2 separate regions of the Homo sapiens genome follow, and region 2 is linked to region 1. Evidence: read pairs that join two places in POLR2A ChIA-PET (ENCODE). Cell type or tissue: Caco-2. All regions are shown on one strand. Links, peaks and the distances in the headings refer to the core of each region. The heading gives the core; the rest is flanking DNA.

Evidence for each region. Peaks named below come from ENCODE experiments on the same cell type or tissue, not always from the same donor. Only the 100,000 strongest peaks of a DNase experiment are listed, where the experiment ranks them.
Region 2: POLR2A ChIA-PET joins it to region 1 with 5 read pairs; 2 of 35 experiments call an interaction of 5 or more read pairs at or near these places.

Annotation. Positions count from the first base shown.
Region 1 is chr11:12,819,646-12,822,461 of GRCh38, forward strand. The region is part of intron 3 of TEAD1 (TEA domain transcription factor 1); the gene reads left to right. Among named protein-coding and RNA genes, the nearest start is that of TEAD1-AS1, 100 kb to the right of the region's middle. In Caco-2, for the core only: no CTCF peak of the experiment used is centred there; no DNase peak of the experiment used is centred there.
Region 2 is chr11:12,652,517-12,655,332 of GRCh38, forward strand. No RefSeq gene overlaps it. Among named protein-coding and RNA genes, the nearest start is that of TEAD1, 20 kb to the right of the region's middle. In Caco-2, for the core only: no CTCF peak of the experiment used is centred there; a DNase peak (open chromatin) is centred at 1,375.

The DNA.
Region 1 (2,816 bases), core at 4-2,503:
TTTCACCATGTTAGCCAGGATGGTCTTGATCTCCTGACCTTTTGATCCGCCCGCCTCGGTCTCCCAAAGTGCTGGGATTACAGGCGTGAACCACCAAGCCCGGCCGGTAACAAAGTCTTAAAAGCGGTCTTATTCTGTAATACGTTGGCCAGTTTTAAACCATTTGCAGTAATGCATTTAAAAGATGTTATTTCATAGATAACAAAATAGCTTCTTGATTTTCATGATAAACATAGACTTGGAGCCTTTTTCTTTTTCCCCGATTGTGAGTCAGCTCTTGGAGGGCATGGACAGTTTCTCACACCTCCTGGGATTAGAGGTGGAGAAACAGAATGGGCTGGGTGGGCAGAGACTGGGTGGTTGGAGCTCAGGGCCTGGGGCAGGGAGTTGTGGGGAGGGAGGGTGGGAAGGTGAAGGGGAGGTGGTGGCAGGTCATGGGGGTCCACTGTGTGCCATACTGTGGAATATAAACCTCTCCATCAGTGCAGAGCCACACAGCAAAGGTTTTAAGTGGATAAGTATGTATGGGGAGTGGGACGTGATCTGGTTTGAATAATGTATACTCAGGACTCTTGCCATACAGTAATTTTTTTCAACCCGCTAGACACTGTTGCTGTGGGGAAGTGGAGAGTGGTTTCATCCATATGGCAGCATCATGGCTGTGTAGCCCTAAAGCCATAGGCACCTCCCACCCCACCCACCCACAGTGGCATCCACAGTTTTAGTCTCTAATAGCACTTTGTCTCCTGAGAAGAAAAGCAAAGTTGTTTTTCCTTTCTTCTTCTCTCATCCCCAAAGCGTTCTCCTTCTCACCCAAACCATGATCTCAGATCTTAGGAGTTACAGGTCAGACATGTCACGGAGCCTGTTTGAGATCAGTTGTCTACGTTGGTGATGAAATTATAACACCCTAAAAGAAGACTTTGGAGTAGGAACTTGCCAGGGTCATCAGACATGGTTGGGTTGAGAGAGGAAATGCGATTATACAAAAAACGTAGAATACAAAGTAGTGCTTATTCTGTGATCATGGCTACTGTTTCAGGGGACAGGACTAGAAGGGAACCCGGACAAAGAAAAACCCTTGGCCTGTGCAGGCTGTGGGGTTGTGAGTGCTGTTTCCCCAAATTAAAATATCTTTATTATTGTCATGATTTTGTTGTGCCATTGAGGTACATTAACTTAAATAAATCAAAGCGAACAATTTTAAGATGACGAGTAAGTCTGGAGAAAAACCTAGGACCCCAGAAAGAAGGCATATTGTACATCCCAGTCTGCTGTAACTTCCGGAGCTGCTGCTGATGACAAAGGGCTTTAAGGCAAGGGAAGTGTTTGCAGCACTTTGGGGGCTCTATGCCTGTCTGCATGCTTGTTTAGTTTTTGCCATGGCCTGTTCACCAGCCTGTCTGCCCTGAAACTGGGAAAGGTGGATCCAGCTGCTGTCCAGGCCTTCAAGAAGCAGAGCCCCATTCAATTGTCCACTTCTCTGTTGCTGCCCAGAGCCAGATCCTGTGTGGGATACTTGGCTTTTCAAGGGCCTGTGTATGGTGTGTTGTTGAGTAGAAATGTCTGAGATGCTCCTTTAGTAGCACCTGATTCTTTTGGATCAGTGATTTGCCATTTCTTATATGAAAACGAGAAGTTCAGAGTTTTGAATTCTGGCCCCAGTTCCATCACTTTCTTGCCCTGTGACCCTGTTCTCCTCCCAAAACCTTTCTGAGTCTTCATCATTAATAATGTTTAATTGGATCACATGAAATGATACAGGTGAAAGCATTTAGAAATGGAAAGCACTGTGGGGGAATATTTTTGTTCATAATTGTATCATAATGTGGACATGGAGAGTTAACCTTTGTCAGCGCTTAGTTTCTCAGCCTTTTTATCTATTAAATGGGAGTACAAATGATACCTTCATTGGGGGTTCCCTGAGCATGCAGTCGGAAACTATGACCTCTTCTGGAGGACCATGACTTTTATTTTTTGACTCTATAGTGTAGGAACATCTTAATTAAAGATTATGGAAAAAAATGAAAAATGGGTTTATAAAAAAATGCCCAGATCCAATTTCATGTATTTGTAAACTATTGATCAACAACCTGTGTGGAACCTATGGCCGGATATGAATTATCCAGTATTAGCATTGATATGAATGCTTTTATCAATAGAGCATTGATAAGGCATTTCATGGAACACACATGTCAGCTCGTTCTCTCACTTTACCTACCTCCTCCGCTGTCTGCCTCCCCTCTGCCTTAGATCTTCTCCCTCCCCTTTTCTCTTTCCTCTTTTCCTATACTCTCTCTCCTTTTTCTCTTTTCCTTTTTTTTTTTTTTTTTTTTGAGACAGAGTCTCTCTCTGTCACCCAGGCTGGAGTGCAGTGGCGCGATCTCCGCTCACTGCAAGCTCCGCCTCCCAGGTTCACACCATTCTCCTGCCTCAGCCTCCTGAGTAGCTGGGACTACAGGCACCCACCACCATGCCCGGCTAATTTTTTGTATTTTTAGTAGAGACAGGGTTTCACCATGTTGGCCAGGATGGTCTCGATCTCCTGACCCATTATCCGCCCGCCTCGGCCTCCCGAAGTGTTGGGATTACAGGCGTGAGCCACCGGCAGTTGTGCTGCAACTGTAGAGAAACTAGAGGTCTAATTTCTCAAATACTGGTCCTCTGTGAATTGAAATATAGATCCTCCCTCACAGATATAGATTCGGTGACTGAAATAATTATTTTGAAGGAACCATTGCATACGTGACATACTTACTGTCAGATAAAGTCTTTGGAGGGAGATGGGATAGTGTGTGGTGTCCACCCTGTCACTT
Region 2 (2,816 bases), core at 38-2,537, 170 kb before region 1:
GTACACTTGAAGTTGGTGAATTTAAGATATGTAAAACACGCCTCAATAAATTTGTTAAAACATCAATCAGTATAATTCACCACATGAACAAAATAAATGAGAGTCTTACAAGTGTCTTACGAGATGCAGAAAAAGTATTTGATAACATTTAGCTCTCATAAACAATAAAGTCTTACAGTAGATTAGAAATAGAAGAGAACTTTCTTAATCTGCTGAAAAGGTTGTTACCAAAAAAAAAAAAAAAAAAAGCTAAAATTTAAAAAGGCTAACAACAAATGCTGTGGAGGATATAAAACATTTGGTACTCATATATTGCTTGTGGTAATAGAAAACAGCTCTATCATTATAATAAACTTTTGAAGTTTCTTATAAAGTTAAACAGACTTAATCTATGACCCAACAGTTCCTATCCTAGGGATTAACCCAAGAGAAATTAAAACTTAAGTTCACAAAAGGACTTGTATGGAAATATTTATAACAGCTTTATTTATAATAGCCCCAAACTAGAAACAGCTTAAATGTTCATCAAACAGGAGAGTGAATAAAAATTTATGTCATGCTAAAAATATTTTGCTCAGCAAAGAAGCCAAACACAAAATAATTCATGCTTTATGATTCCATGTATGTGAAATTTTAGAACAGCAAAACAAAAACATTAATAGAAATCAGCATAATGTTTGTGTATGTGGTGTGAGTAGTGACTAGAAGGAAGCAAGATAAAATTTGGGAGAATGTAGAAATGTTTTGTATGTTGATTGAGTTACTGGTTACAAGGATATACTAACATTCATAAGATCTGTTCATTTTTACGTATGTAAATTTTACCTGGATTTAAAACTCCTCAAAAATTTTATTTAAACATTTGCTACCTTCTCAATTCCATATTCAAAAGTAGGTTACGTTGCTTTTTCTTTGTTAATTATACTTTACAACATGCCTCTAAGTTCACAGTACCAAGTCTTAATAACTTATGTGGGACTAAAGCAGTGGTCCCCAACCTTTTTGGCACCAGGGACCTGTTTTGTGGAAAATATTTTTTCCACAGACCAAGGTAGGGGGATGGTTTTGAGATGATTCAAGCACATTACATTTATTGTGCACTTTATTTCTATTATTTTACAATGTAATATATAATAAAATAATTATAAACACCATAATGTAGAAACAGTGGGAGCCCTGAGCTTGTTTTCCTGCAACTAGATGGTCCCATCTTGGGGTGATGGGAGATAGTGACAGATCATCAGGCATTGGATTCTCAGAAGAAGCGTGCAACCTAGATCCTTCACACGCACAGTTCACAATAGGGTTCGCACTCCTATGAGAATCTAATGCCGCCACTGATCTGACAGGAGGTGGAGCTCATGCAGTCATGCAAGCAATGGGGAACCACTGTAAATACAGACGAAGCTTCACTCGCTGGCTCACTGCTCACCTCCTGCTGTGCGACTCATTCCTAACAGGCCACATACCTCCACAGGTATGTGGAGACCCCTGGGCTAAAGGATGTTTTTAAAAAAATTAGTTCTGAATTTTGCACATGTAAAACAAAATAAAAGCCTACAATATTCTATAGCTGAAATCCTACACAAAGGCAAAGTATTGAATATTCCCACTGATTTCATATAAGATAGGATATTCACTGTCACTGGTTTTATTCAGTTTTGTGCTGGAGATCTTAGCTCATATAATATGGCAAGAAAAATAAATAAAAATAAAGAATAGAAAAGATTAAAGAACTGAAACTGTCCTTATTTGCAGGAATATGATTAAGTACATAAGAAATATAAATGACTATTGAAATACTTAAGTAAATTTAGCAAGTTTGTTGGATACAAAGTCAATACATAAACAATTTTATTTCTACATACTAATAATACTTATAAAATTAAGGAAATAATTTCATTTACAAACAAAAAGTATTAAATACATGAGAATAAATCTAATGGAAAATGTTTAAGATCTTTAAATTGAAAACTACCAAATATTTCTAAGAGAAATTTAGGAAGACATAAATAAAGAGTCAATATTCAAAAGTCAATGTGATTCACCATATTAATAGGCCAAAGAAGAAAAGCTATATGACCATATCAACTGATGCAAAAAAAAATGCGCTTGACAAAATTTATTTTCTGTTTGTGATAAAAACACTCAGCAAACTAGAAAAAGGGGCCCCTTACCTTGATGAAGAGCATCTGCAAAAAAAAATAATGCTAATATCACACTTAATGATTAAAGACTGAATGTGTTCCCTCTAAATTCCAGAACAAAACAAGGATATTAGCTCTTATCACTTTGGTTTGACATAGCACTGGAAGGCCTAGCCAGCATGATAAAATAAGAAAATGAAATAAAAGGCATATAAATTGAGAAGAAAAAAAAACTGTCCCTATTTACAAATGACATAGCTATCTACATTAAAAAATCTCAAGGAATCTCTTTTACTTTTTATTTTGAGACAGGGTCTCAATTTGTTACCCAGGCTGGAGTGCAGTGGTGCAAACGTGGCTCACTGTAGCCTTGATCTCCTGGGCTCAAGCAAGCCTTCTACCTTAGCCCCCTAAGTAGCTAGGACTACAGGCGCACACCATTACACCTGGCTAATTTTTGTACTTACTATTTTTTTGTAGAGATGGGGTTTCACCCTGTTGCCCAGGCTAAGAAATCTTTAAAAAAACAAACAAACAGACTGGGCACAGTGGCTCACGCCTGTAATTCCAGCACTTTGGGAGGCTGAGGCAGGTGGATCACCTGAGGTTGGGAGTTCAAGACCAGCCTGACCAACATGGAGAAACCCTGTCTCTACTAAAAATACAAAA